3 separate regions of the Homo sapiens genome follow, and all the other regions are linked to region 1. A link is an interaction called in ENCODE POLR2A ChIA-PET data of the cell type or tissue named here. Cell type or tissue: MCF 10A. All regions are shown on one strand.

Region 1 (5,000 bases):
TTAAGCATCAAAAATTGAGGATTCCAGAGAGAGATTAGGAATATTTTCTTATTATAAGATACATGCAGTATCTGTAAAATGATACAGTGTTATTTGAAACTAGACTTGAATTAATCGTAAATGTATATTGCAAACTCAAAAGCAAACAATTTAAAAAGTTAAAAAAAGATAACTGACATGCTAAGAAACAAAAGAAAATGGAGTGAAACAAAATGCTCAATTAAACCAGAAAATGTAGAAAATGGGTGGAAGACATATAAGGAAAAAAGAACAAAGGCAATGAATACAAATAGGAAGTAATATGGTAGATATTAATAATCCAAATATATCAATAATCACTTTTACACATCGATAATCTAAATCCAATTTAAAAATAGAGACCGTTAGAATAAATCACAAAACAAAACCTAACTATACGTTATCTACAAGAAATACATTTTAAATATAAAGACACACATAGATTAAAAGTAAATGGAGAAAGCTATACTGTGCTAACACAAATCAAAAGCTGGAATCACTATATTAACTTCAGCACAGCAGACTAGAGAAATAAAAATTATCAGGGGTAAAGAAAGGATAAAGGAGTCAATTCTCCAAGAAAATTTAACAATCCTTAATGTGTATGCACTTAACAACAGAGCATTAAGAGATAGGAAGCAAAAATTAAGAGATGCCAACGAGAAATACATGAATCCAGTATTACAGTTGGAAATTTTAACAGCCCTCTTATCAGAAATGGACAGATCCAGTGGGCAGAAAATCGGTGAGAATATAGTTGATCTCAACAGCACCGGCAATTCACTGAATATACCTGACATCTACAGACTACTTCATTCAACAACAGCAGAACACACATTCTTCTCAAGCTCACATGGAACATTCATCAAGATAGGCCACATTCTAGGTCATAAAACACACCTTAACAAATTTAAAATAGAAATCATACCATGTCTGCTCTCAGACTACACCAGAATTAAACTAGAAATCAATAACACAAAGACAGCTGATAAATCCTCAAACACATAAAGATAAAGCAACACACTTTCAAGTACATGTTATCAAAGAAATCTCAAGAGAAATTTAAATATATTGCAAACTAAGTAAAAATGATGATATAACTTATCAGAATTTGTGGGATGCAGTGAAAACTGTACTTATAGGGAAGTCTATAACATTGAAATGCATATCTTAAAAAAAGAAGGTCTAAAATCAATAACTGAAGCTTCTACCTTAGGATACTAGAAAAACAAAAGCAAATTAAATACAACGTAAGTAGAATAAACAAAATTAGAGGAGAAATCAATGAAATCAATTAAAAATGGGCAAAAATCTCAACAGCCTCCTAACCAAACAAGACATACAAATGGTAAATAAGCATATGAAAAGATGCTCCACAAAGTATTTCACTAGGGAATCAATCACAAGTTCAAACAACGACATATCATTACAAACCTATTAAAATGGCAACAATCCTAAACACTAAAACCACCAAATGCTGGCAAGGGTGTGAAGCAACAGGAACTCTCATGCACTGCTGGTGGGAACACAAAAATGGTACAGCTACTTTAAAAGACGATTTGGCAGTTTCTTTAAAAACTAAACATACTCTTAACGTACAATTCAGCAATCGTACTCTTTGGTGTTTACCCAAATGAGCTGAAAGCTTATGTCCACACAAAAACCTCCACATGAATGTTTATAGCAACTTTATTCATAATTGCCAAAACTTGGAAGCAACCAACATGTCTTTCAGTAGACAAATGGCTAAATAAACCTTGGTACATCCAGACAACTGAATATTATTCAGTGCTAAAAAGAAATGAGCCATCAAGCTATGAAAAGACATGGAAGAACCTTAAATACATATTACTAAGTTAAAGAAGCCAATCTGAAAAGGCTACATACTGTATGATTCCAACTACAGGCATATCTCATTTTTTTAGCACTTTGCAGATATTGCATTTTTTATAAAATTAAGGTTTGTGGCAACCCTGTGTCAATCAGGTCTGTTGGCACCATTCTTCCAGCAGCATGTGCTCGCTTTGTATCTCTGTATCACCCGTAGTAATTCTCACATTACTTCAAATTTTTCATTACTATTGTATCTATTATGGTAATCTATGATAAATAATCTTTGATGTTACTACTGTAATTGTTTGGGGGCACCACAAACCTACGTAAGATAGCAAACATAACCAATAAACCCTTATGTGTTCTGACTGCTCCATCAACTGGCCATTCCTTGCCTCTTTTCTTCCCCTTGGGCCTCCCTATTTGCTGAGACATGATGATGTGGAAATTAGGACAATTAGTCATCCTATATGTTAGTCTACTTTGTGTCTCTATAAAGGAATACCTCAGGTTGAGTAATTTATTTAAAAAAGAGGTCTGTTCAGCTCAAGGATCTGCAGCCTATACAGGCATGGCACAGCATCTGTTTTGCTTCTGGTGACAGCCTCAGGAAGCTTACAATCATGGTGGAAGGCAAAGGGGGAGCAGGCATATCACATGGTGAGAGAGAGAGAGTTAAAGAGAGGAGAGGACATACCACACTCTTTTAAACAACAATATCTCGTGTGAACTCAGAGCAAGAACTCACTCATTACTGAGAGGAGGGTACCAGCCATTCACGAGGGATCCACCCGCCCCTATTAGTCAGACACCTCCCACTAGGCCTCACCTCCAACATTGGAGGTCACATTTTAACACAAGATTTGGAGGGGATGAAACATCCAAACCATATCACCCTACAATGGCATTTAAGTGTTCAGGTGAAAGGAAGAGTCACATATCTCACTTTAAATCAAAAGCTAGAAATGATTAAGCTTAGTGAGGAAGGCAAAACAAAAGCTAAGATAGGCCTCTTACACCAAACAGCCAGGTTGTGAATTAAATGGAAAAATTATTTTTCTTTCTTTCTTTCTTTCTTTTTTTTTTTTTTTCCTGAGGCAGAGTCTCACTCTGTCACTTAGGCTAGAGTGCTATGGCGCGATCACAGCTCACTGCAGCCTTGACCAACGATGCTCCCACCGCAGCCTCCTGAGTAGAGGGGACTATGTGCGTGCACCACCAAGCCTGGCTAATTTTTCTACTTTTTGTAGAAATAGGGTTTGTTGCCCAGGCTGGTCTCAAACCCAGAGCTCAAGCGATCCACCAGCCTCAGCCTCCCAAAGTGCTGGGATTACAGGTGTGAGCCACCACACCTGGCCTGAAAAGTTCTTGAAGGAAATTAAAAGTGCTACTCTCCAGGCATCACATGAAATATAAGAAAGCAAAACAATAAAGCTTGAGTGGTCTGAATAAATGATCAAACCAGCTATATTTCCTTAAACCAAAGCCTAATCCAGAGCAAGGCCCTAACTCTCTTCAATTCTATGTAGGTTGAGAGAAGTAAAGAAGCTACAGAAGAAAAGTTTGAAGCTAGCAGAAGTTGGTTTATAAGGTTTAAAGAAATAACCCATCTCCAGAACATAAAAGTACAAGGTAAAGCAGCAAGTGCTAATGCAGAAGCTGTACCAAGTTATCCAGAAGATCTAGCTAAGACCATTGATGAACACTAAGAACACTGATGAACACTGTACACTAAACAACAGATTTTCAACATAGATGAAACAGTCTGCTATTGGAACAAAATGCCATCTAGGACTTTTCATAGCTAGAGAAGTCAGTGTCTGGCTTAAAAGCTTCAAAGGATAGGCTGACTCTGTTGTTAGGGGCTAATACAGCTGGTGACTTTAAGTTGAAGCCAATGCTCATTTTCTATTCCAAAAAATCCTAGGGCCCGTATGAATTATGCTAAATCTACTCTGACTGCACTCTATCATTAAAATAACAAAGCCTGGATGACAGCACATCTGTTTTAAGCATGGCAAACTGAATTTTTTTTTTGAGACGGAGTCTCGCTCTTGTCGCCCAGGCTGGAGTGTAATGGCGCATCTTGGCTCATTGCAACCTCCTCCTCCAGGATTCATGCAATTCTCCTGCCTCAGCCTCTCGAGTAGCTGGGATTACAGGAGTATGCCATCATGCCTGGCTAATTTTTGTATTTTTAGTAGAGAAGGGGTTTCACCATGTTGGCCAGGCTGGTCTTGAACTCCTGACCTCAGGTAATCCGCCCGCCTCGGCCTTCCAAAGTGCTGGGATTACAGGCATGAGCCACTGCACCTGGCCGCATACTGACTATATTAAGCCCCACTGTTGAGACCTATTGCTCAGAAAAAAAGATTCCTTTAAAAATATTACTGCTCATTGACAATGCACTTAGTTACCCCAAGAGCTCTGATAGAGATACACAAGTAGATTAATGTTGTTTTCATCCCTCCTAACATGACATCCATAATATCAACATTAACAGGTATCTGGAAGAAGCTGATTCCAACTTTCATTGATGACTTTGAAAGGTTTAAGACTTCAGTGAAGGATGTAATGCAGATGTGTTAGAAATAGCAAGAGAATAGGAATTAGGAGTGGAGCCTGAAGATGTGACTGAATTTCTGTGATCTCAAAACTTGAATGGGTGAGGAGTTGCTTCTTATGGATAAGCAAAGAAAGCGGCTTCTTGAGATGGAAGTTTATTCCATCTTGAGATAGAAGTTTATTACATAAACTTAGTTGATATAGCAGTGGAAGAATTTGAAGGGATTGACTCCAGTTTGGAAAGAAATTCTGTGGGTACAATGCTATCAAACAGTACTGCATACTAAAGAGAAATCTTTCATGAAAGGAAAAGTTGATCAATGGGGCAACTTCATTGTCGTCTTCTTTTAAGAAATTGCCACAGCCATCCCCATGTTCAGCAACCAGCACCCTGAGCAGCTAGCAGTCATCAGTATTGAGGCAAGACTCTTCAACAAAAAGATTACAACTCTCTGAAGGCTCAGATGATCATTAGCAGTTTTTAGCAATAAAAAAATTTTAAATTCAGGTATGTGATTTTTTAGACATAATGCACAACTTTTATATGGACTGAGAAACAAAAAAATTCATGTGACTCACTTTAT
Region 2 (5,000 bases), 69 kb after region 1:
GGATCTAACTATAAACATAGAGAACATGCAGGGGAGCAAGAGGAACATATTAATGATACCACAAGGATAAAACCAGCAAAATCTACACTATGGGAAACTATACAAGATAATCAACCCTGTTTCTTTGACAAAACATTACAAAAAGGGGGTTGGGAGAGAGAAAGAATCTATAAATTAAGAGAGATCTAGAAATATAACAACTACCAAAATGTATGAAATTTATCTGGATCACATTCAAATACATTAAACTGTAAGACAATAGGGGAAATAAATATCTATTGGATATTAGATTATTTTTAAGAAATGATTACTAATTTGGAGGGATATAATAATGATATATAGATTATCTTTTAGAGATATATACTGAATTATTTACTGAAATAATGTCTGAGATTTGCTTCAACATAATCTGAAAGGGTGTGACTGGAAAGTAAACAGGTTCAAACGAAACAAGACTGGCCATGAGTTGACCACTGTTGAAGCTGAGTAATGGTTACATGGGACTCATTAAATTATTTTCTCCACTTTTGTGTATGTATAAAATTTTCTACCGAAAAAGGTGGCTTTTTTGTTTTGTTTTGTTTTGTTTTTTTGAGACAGAGTCTAGCTCTGTTGCCAGGCTAGAGTGCAGTGGCCCAATCTCGGCTCACTGCAACCTCCGCCTCCCAGGCTCAAGTGATTCTCCTGCCTCAGCCTCCCGAGTAGCTGGGACTACAGGTGCCCGCCACCACGCTTGGCTAATTCCAGGCACCAGTCTCAAGTCCTGGAGGGGCCACCCATACTTCTGACTGACCAGCTATAAATCAGGGGTCTCCACAACAACCTCTTCATATTCAATAATTTGCTAGAATGACTCACAAAACACTGTACTTATATTTACGATTTATTATAAGAGATACAACCCAAGAACAGTCAAATGAAAGAGATGCGTAGGGCAAGTTAAGATGGGGAAGAGGGACACATAGTTCCCATGCCCTCTCCATGTGAACCACCCTCCCAGTACCTCCACGTGTTCAATCCAGAAGTTCACCAAACACTGCTGTTTTAAGGAAGAGCTCCTACAGGACTCAATCTCCAGCCTCTACTTCCCCCAGAGGTTGGTGAGTGAAACTGAAAATTTCCACCCTCTAATCACATGGTCTGTCTGGTTACCAGCCATATCCTGAGGCAATTCAGTGGCTCCACTCTAAGTCACCTCACCAGCATAAATTTAGGTGTAATCAAAAGGAACTTCTTATGACTAACAAAACACTCTCCTAACACTCAGGAAACTCCATGAGTTCAAGGAACTCTGTGCCAGGAACAGAGACAAAGACCAAACATAAAATTTACTACACCTCAGCCAGGATGTTAAGTTCCTCTCCAGGTGGGCCTTTCCACAGGACTATACAGACGTCCTCTGGGTACAGTGGAACAGCTGGCTTCCTCCAGAAAGAACAACACAAGTATCAAGGCAGAAGTTTGTAATTCTTCTCATGACCCAGCCTCAGAAAGCACAAATCATCACCATCCACTGTATTCTATTGCTGACACAGAGTCAACCAGCTATAATTCAATGTGGAAGGGGACTACACTAGCATGTAAACACCAGGAGCCTTGGATCATTGGAGGCCATTTTGGAGGTGAGCTACCACAATATACAATCAATTCTGGTTATTATCAATAGTTATGTTCTACCATGTCACTGCAAACACCGAATTAGCCAATACTGAACCGCTTAGCGAATATGAGAAATACAAGGTTAGGTTCCTGTAAGCCTCTGGTCACAACATTTTCATCAACTGATCAATACATAATCTTGTTTAATGTGTGTTTCTGTTTAAAGTACCTTATTTTATTTTATTTTATTTTTGAGACAGAGTCTCACTCTGTTGCGCAGGCTAGAGTGAAGTGGTGCGATCTCGGCTCACTGCAACCTCCGTTTACTGGGTTCAAGCAATTCTCCTGACTCAGTCTCTGAGTAGCTAGGACCACAGGCATGTGCCACCACATCTGGCTAATTTTTGTATTTTTAGTAGAGACAGGGTTTCACCATGTTGGCCAGGTTGTTCTCAAACTCCTGACCTCAAGTGATCCACCCGCCTCGGCCTCCCAAAGTGCTGGGATTACTTACAGACGTGAGCCACCATGCCTGGCTGCTAAAGCACCTTATTTTATATTGTTGATTCATTAACATTGAACTCATGGTCAACAGTCTAAATAAAGCTTATTCAACACTCATATTTTCTCCAGAAGGTAGAGCATAGCCTTCTTGCACTTACAAACACTAGATAACACTTCAGCACTTCATATGGCACCATTTAAACAACCATATCACCAAGAAAAAGCACAAAAGAAGTGAAAAAAATCATGGCACTAAATAGCAAAAAGGATGCTTATTTACAGTATAACAGCTGAAATAATAAGGCAGAGTGTTGCTTTTTTCCCACCTCATCTGGGAAGATGAATGACTGGTGACTCAAATTTTTGCTGCTCTGCAAGTAGCCACAAAAACAACACAAGTATTGATTTGGGGGTTAAAAATAAAATTTAACAAGCAGGTGAATTTGCAAACACAGAATCCATGAATAATGATGAATAATGAGGATCCAACGAATATACAAACAGATAATCCCACAGAAGCCACAGGTTTTAGAAGTGTTCAATATTTTTATATTGAAATACTTGAATTAAATTCCTAAAGTCCACATCAATGTAACAATAGACAACATTTTATCTTCTATGGAGAAAACCAGTAGATTCTTATTTTGGTTTAAAAAACACCTAACAGGCCAAGAGCGCAGTGGATCACGCCTGTAATACCAGCACTTTGGGAGGCCAAGGCGGGTGGATCACCTGAGGTCAGGAGTTTGAGACCAGCCTGCCCAACATGGCAAAACCCTGTCTCTACTAAAAATAAAAAAATTAGCCAGGCGTGAGGGCTAATCTCAGCTACTTGGGAGGCTAAGGTGGGAGAATCACTTGAACCCAGGAGGTGGAGGTTGCGGTGCACCGAGATCATGCTGCTGCACTCCAGCCTGGATGACAAAGTGAGACTCCGTCGCAAAAAAATAAATAACCTAACAGTTAAGCCCAATATACTGTAATTTCTTAATTTAATCAGTCAATAATATAAGGCTTTTAATTATTAAAACATCACAGAAAATCTATTAAAAGATGAAAAGTTTCATAATCAAGCTTATCTAATGAATTGACAAGGAAGTAACTTACAATTCTAACTCTCCTAAAATAGGATGGTACCTTTAAAAGTGGAAAAAGTAGAAGTTGAACCATCTAAAGCAGAAACCAATACTAATAGAACTCACAAAATTTATATACTGGGGGTTGTGGCAGTTTCTAAATCTGGTCCAGTAACAATCATTCCTAGTCTAATTGTTTCCGTTAGTTAATGAAGGAGGATCAGTGGTCAAACAACAGATAATTAAGTATCAGAGTGATCCTATTTGCATGTTAAATGTAATTTATTTTTAAGTACAACAAAGAATCATTCAGACTGCATTATTTGATCAAATCTGCCTTCCATCTAGAAAGGCGGTAGAAGGAAAGATGATAGGAAACATATTTAAACAGAATACAGGACAGTTTTGATTTCATACAAAGAAGAAAGAATATTCTTTCTTCCAATTTGGCTCACAAAGAAGATGTGGACTCTGTGATACTCAAAGTTTGGCAAAAAGGTACATTAAAAATTAATGCACAATATGGAAAAAGACAAAGACAGCAACTACTATGAGGCAAATAACAGAAAATTATGAGATGACAAGCAGAAAGAAAGAATACAATGATTAAAGAGGTACTGGCAAAAATTTTGAGGTTAAGAAAAAAATGAATTAAATCCACAACAATTTTAGAGTATTTTATACTGACAATTTGTACAACAGCCAGAAATGAAAAATAAATCTACCTTTGTTATGTTTTACTTAATCAGATTTTGGCATACTCCTTAAGATAACAGATTAAAATTCCTACAAATGCCTAGTACATTCCCTTTTATAGAGTAAACACATACACACAAAAATCTAAGAACATAAACTCTTCTTATATTATCTGTAAGTTTAGAATCTCTAAAAGGCTTAATTTTCATATCATTAATACCCAAATTAGTGAGTAATTTGGAGACAGTTTATGTCCTAGAATAATCTAACTCAACAAGGGTATTTTTACATGGGTTTAGATCATTCATATGGCACAATCCTCCTTAATAAAATACTTCTGTCATCTATACTTAGGAAAAAAGAAGGGAGGGAAGGGGAAAAGAGAGGAAGAAAGAGAGAGAATGAGAATAGGAATCCAGCTGTCATAGTCGTTTGTTTTCCAGATCGGAGAAAGAGAAGATGGATGGGAAATTAAAGTAAAACAAAACAGTTTACAAAATTACAAAGAGAATCTCCAAGATTATCTAAATAAACCCATGTATTTACATATTGATATTCATATAAGTGTACAGTAACAACTTTGAGTAGCCATGGACAACTCTCCAAATTTCTAAATCTAATTCAGTTAATGGTAAAGGGGTTGGGTGAGGTGTCTCATGCCTGTAATCCTAACACTTTGGGAGGCTGAGGTAGTGTATTGCTTGAGCTTGGGAATTTGAGACTAGCCTGGGCAACATGGCAATCCTGTCTCTACAAAAAATACAAAGCAGCCAGGCATGCTGGTGCACACCTGTAGTCCCAGTTGCTTGAGGAGCTGAGGCAGGAGGATCACCTGAGCCCAGGAGGTTGAAGCTGCAGTGGGCCGAGATCACACCACTGCACTCTAGCCTGGCTGACAAAGTGAGACCCTATCTCAAAAAATAAATAAATAAATAAATAAATAAATAAGAATGAAATAGATTAACCACATTAAGCCTATTGACTATGCGTTTAATAAAATTACTGTGCTTAAATTCACCATTTAAGAGATGCTAACTAAATGGCTTTCCTCCAGACAATTTATAGTGTATACATAAAACTTGCCCCACAGGGGTCAAAACTGAAAGTCAAAGCACTTTACCAAGC
Region 3 (5,000 bases), 77 kb before region 1:
CTCACCATAACTACGTTCTGATTGAATAATGGTTTTAGTCAAAGAAGACAGGAGTGTGTAACAAAGAGTAAGGCAGGAGAAATATAGAAATAAAGTATATACAATGGTAAGGTATTACCAACCCCTTCACAGTAAGCTTTCCTTTAAAAAGAAAACTGGGCCAGGTGCAGTGACTCACGCCTGTAATCCCAGCACTTTGGGAGGCTGAGGTGGGTGGATAACGAGGTCAAGAGATCCAGATCATCCTGGCCAACATGGTGAAACCCTGTTTCTACAAAAATACAAAAATTAGCTGGGCGTGGTGGCGCCCACCTGTAGTCCCAGCTACTTGGGAGACTGAGACAGGAGAATCGCTTGAACCTGGGAGGCAGAGGTTGCAGTGAGCCGAGATCACACCACTGCACTCCAGCCTGGTGACACAGCAAGACTCCATCTCAAAAAAAAAGAAAAAAGAAAACTGAAACATCAGGAAAGGTGGGCATGTAAATTAGCTAACATGAAGTATGTACAAATCATAACCAGGTGCGTACTTGCTCCTGGAGCTCAGAAAACAAAACACCCACACAAATAAAATGTTTTTCTATATCAGAAACTGGTTCACAAGCTCCAATTTTGTCCAATGTTAAATAAAATAAATGGAAATAAAAGTTGATCAGAAAGACTTCGCCTCAAAATTATCTTAAAATATTTCATTAAAGGTAGTAAGATCACCCAAATGTTCTTCAATTTTAGAGTTGAGCACTTAGACATAGTTAATAAATCACATTTTCAGTGGAAACTTGTATAGATACCAACATAAAATGGTATATTTTCTTCCAAAGGTAAGAGTGTTTTTATAATCCTAATAAACATTTTTTCTGACATAATTTCAGAAACATATCAAGCGGTTATTTGCATATCAAGTGGAATGAGAACTATGAATAGTAAAAAAAAATCTCTAATACTAATAACTATTTTAAGACTTACAAAGCAGGTTATCAATGTAGAGTAATGGGATGGTTCAAAGTTGTGGGTTTTTTTTGGTTTTGGGGTTTTTTTTTTCTGGTAATCCTAAGTATTCAGTAATGAGATTTTACTAGTAGCTTTTATCAGAATTAAGAATTGTAACATCCTAAATAGTTTGGCAGAGTATGTCATAATTAATCATAACTCCTAATTTATTATGGCTCCAATACTGTTTTCAATATATTTCAATAATGAAACACTGAGTTCTTACATGTGCAAGTCTAATGAGTTCATATGTGTGACATTATGAGGGAGACATTATTATTATCTCCTTTTAAGAGATGGGGAATGAATGATTTATTTCTTCAAATGATTATAATGGACATGTATTGCATCAATTGATCCAGCAAAAGTAGGACAGGTATAGGCTTAAGTGTACATGCCTTCTGCTTTGCTTCCGTAATCCAACTCCTGTGACTTGGGTCAAGGAGATGATGGCAAGGAAAACTCTCTCTCTGTTACTGAGAATCCGAGGAGCAAATTCCTAATGCCTCCATAGGCACTTCAAATTTTCATACTCCTTATAGGACCCCCAATTCTCCCATTTCCTTATTACCATAACTATGGTTACTCTTTGCACATTGAGAAATTGAAGGGCAGAAGAAATGTAAAATTACAAAAATAAGCTGAGGCCAAAAAATAGCATCAATAAAGACATGAAGTCTTCCAAAAGTACTCTGTAATATAAAACTTCACAAACAGTAATCTAAGTCATCTGTCCCTTTCAGGATGGAAATTTTATTATCTCTACTTAAATAATTAAAAGAGTATCACTGATAGGTTTAAATGACTATCTCCTATTAAAAAAGGCGAAACATATCCTGTATCTGCCTTAAAAGTGGGAAGAATGACAGTAAATTTGGAAAAAATAGTCTGGTTCTTTGAAGAAATAGTTCAATCTAAATAAACATAACTATTTGATAATAGTTCTAAAAATGCCTATTATTTTAAATAATAAAGGTCTAAACCATGCAGAAAAAAAGTAGTAGTTTCTTATGGTGTTTTAGGAGGAAATATTTTTTCTATGCAAATTTATAAACGCCATATCCAAATAAAGTAAGAATGTCTTCTATGAGGACATATTTTGTCTCTGCTATATCAAAGGAGAGAATAAATACAATATTTTTTATTTGGGCCTAAAATTCACTCAATTATTTTCTCAAAGTTTTAATGTAGACTCTTTATTTCCCAGTATTAAAACTTAAAATATGATAAAAGGTTGTATTCAAAGTTTCACTTTTAAAGGTTAGGGCATTTTACTTCTCATTCAGGATACAAAGAACATAATATAACCTTTATTCTGAATTGCATTTCTTAAGTTTTTTTTTTTTTTTTTTTTTGAGATGGAGTCTTGCTCTTGTTGCTCAGGCTGGAGTGCAGTGGTGTGATTTTGGCTCACTGCAACCTCCGCCTCCCAAGTTCAAGCGATTCTCCTGTCTCAGCCTCCCAAGTAGCTGGGATTACAGGTGCCCGCCACCACGCCCAGCTGATTTTTTTTTTTTATTTTTAGTAGAGACAGGGTTTTACAATGTTGGCCAGGCTGGTCTCAAACTCCTGACCTCAGGTGATCCACCCGCCTCAGCCTCCCAAAGTGCTGGGATTACAGGTATGAGCCACACTACAGATTGCTTCTTAGCTAAAATATTTTTTAAAAAGATATTGATCTACTCCTTTAAAATTGGATAGATCCTATTTCAAGTAATTTCAAATGACCCAAGCTGAAATATACAAATCTTAGCATATAGCTAAGAGAATCAGCTATACATGAGCAATTTTCTCCAGTGTGATTGTCGTAATTTATTTTACTAGTTCATATTTACTTGTTTATACTGAATTCCTCATAAAAATTATGTATCTTCCAAGTTCTATAACATGAGAGTAAATTTTCTTTCTTTGTTTTTTTTTCTTCTCTGCCCTTGTGGCCCTGTACTGGGCTTCTTCTCATCTTCTTTTGCCTCAACTAAAAAAAAAAATTGGCTGGGTGTGGTGGCTCATGTCTGTAAATCCCAGCACTTTGGGAGGCTGAGGTGAGTAGATCACCTGAGTTCAGGAGTTCAAGACCAGCCTGACCAACATGGTGAAACCCCATATCTACTAAATACAAAAAATCAGTTGGACATGGTGGGGCATGCCTGTAATTCCAGCTACTTGGGAGGCTGAGGCAGGAGAACTGCTTGAACCCGAGAGGTGGAGGATGCAGTGAGCCGAGACTGTGCCACTGCACTCTGGCCTGGGCAACAAGAGCAAAACTCTGTCTCAAAAAAAAAAAAAAAAAAAAATCAAGGCCAGGTGCAGTAGGGCTCCCACCTGTAATCGCAGCACTTTGGGAGGTCAAGGTGGGAGAATCTCTTGAGGCCAAAAGTTCAAGACCCTGGGCAACAACGTGAGATCCCCCATCTTTAAAAAAATAAAAAATAAAAATCAGCCAGTTGTAGTGGCATGCACCTGCAGTCCCAGCTACTCGGGAGGCTGAGGCAAGAGGATCACTTAAGCACAGGAATCTAAGGCTGCCATGAGCTATGAACACATCACTGTACTCCAGCCTGGGTGACAGAGTGAGACCCTGTCTCTCAAAAACAAACAAACAAAACCGAGCACTTTAATTTCATTCCATTTTATAGGAAGAAAGTAGAAAAGGAGATATCTCAGGTATCTAAGATGTGTTAATAACAAAGCCAAACTAGAGCTCTGGCTCCCTGTCCTCTTTGTTAATTTCAAACCATCCAGGAAAATCAAAAAGCAATGTGGCACATATTTATATATATATATATGCACACACACACACATATATATACACATATATACACACACATATATATACACATATATATACACACATATATACACATATATATACACACACATATATACACATACATATACACACACATATATATACACACACACATACACACATATTTTCTGTAAAACTGCCTTTCATATTGTTTAGAATCATATGGAAATTAATGTTGATTTCAATCTAAACTCATACAGATTAAACAGATAGTCAAGTACAGGAAATCAAGATTACGCTAACTAGCATCAGAAAGCTCTTCTTATTTCTTTTCCTAAAGAATGCTAAAAAGATGCTCAGGACTACTATATGCTTAAGAGGATTTTTCAGTACTTTAAAGAAAAAACAATTCCTCAACTTTCTTATTTCCTTAAGGCACTGGTTCTCAAAACAAGCGGTCTAGGTACCAGCAGCAACAGCATAACCCAGGAACTTATTAGAAAACCACATTCTCAGTCCCCACCCCAGACCTACTGCATCAGAAACTCAGGGTAGAGCTTGGCAATCTGTGTTTTAACAAGCCTCCGACTGATTCTGATGCTCACTAAGGTTGCGAACCACTGCCTTAAGGTGTTGTTTCCTCTCCTTCCTATCATGGATAAGCATCTCAAAGTGTCAGGTATAACAGACATTCTCAACCTTGGCTGCAACTTATAATCATCTATGGGAGCTTTAAAAAAAAAAAACCAATGCTGTTCTCACTCATAAACGGGAGCTGAACAATGAGAACACATGGACACAGAGAGGTGAACAACAGACACCAGGGCCTGCTGGGGGGTGAGGGGTGAGGAGAGGGAACTTAGAGGACAGGTCAATAGGTGCAGCAAACCACCATGGCACACGTGTACCTATGTAACAAACCTGAACATTCTGCACATGTACCCTGGTTTTTTTTTGTTTTTTTTTTTTTGGGAGAAAAAAAATGCCAACGCTTAGACCACTCTAGACATTCTAGACATGCAAAGTTGAGAACCACTGATCTATACTCTGTACCTCCAATTCTAATTATTCACTTATTAGTCCTTGGCTACCAGTACTAAGTGTGAAGATATAAATAAATCATTTGGCTTTAATAAACCTCAATTTCCACAACTTTGAGGTATCTTTCTGGTATCTCAGCTGGATTCCTGGAGTAGTCAGGTTTTAAACAGATTTCTCACTGGCAGTGTCAGATCTCTGTCATTGCTCAACATGACCACTA

The links. Peaks named below come from ENCODE experiments on the same cell type or tissue, not always from the same donor. Only the 100,000 strongest peaks of a DNase experiment are listed, where the experiment ranks them.
Region 2: POLR2A ChIA-PET joins it to region 1 with 5 read pairs; 3 of 35 experiments call an interaction of 5 or more read pairs at or near these places.
Region 3: POLR2A ChIA-PET joins it to region 1 with 5 read pairs; 2 of 35 experiments call an interaction of 5 or more read pairs at or near these places.

Annotation. Positions count from the first base shown.
Region 1 is chr1:178,217,575-178,222,574 of GRCh38, reverse strand. The region is part of intron 1 of RASAL2 (RAS protein activator like 2); the gene reads right to left. Among named protein-coding and RNA genes, the nearest start is that of RASAL2, 130 kb to the right of the region's middle. In MCF 10A, no CTCF peak of the experiment used is centred here; a DNase peak (open chromatin) is centred at 2,284.
Region 2 is chr1:178,148,257-178,153,256 of GRCh38, reverse strand. All of the region lies in intron 1 of RASAL2 (RAS protein activator like 2), which reads right to left. Among named protein-coding and RNA genes, the nearest start is that of RASAL2, 57 kb to the right of the region's middle. In MCF 10A, no CTCF peak of the experiment used is centred here; no DNase peak of the experiment used is centred here.
Region 3 is chr1:178,294,953-178,299,952 of GRCh38, reverse strand. All of the region lies in intron 2 of RASAL2 (RAS protein activator like 2), which reads right to left. Among named protein-coding and RNA genes, the nearest start is that of CLEC20A, 200 kb to the left of the region's middle. In MCF 10A, no CTCF peak of the experiment used is centred here; no DNase peak of the experiment used is centred here.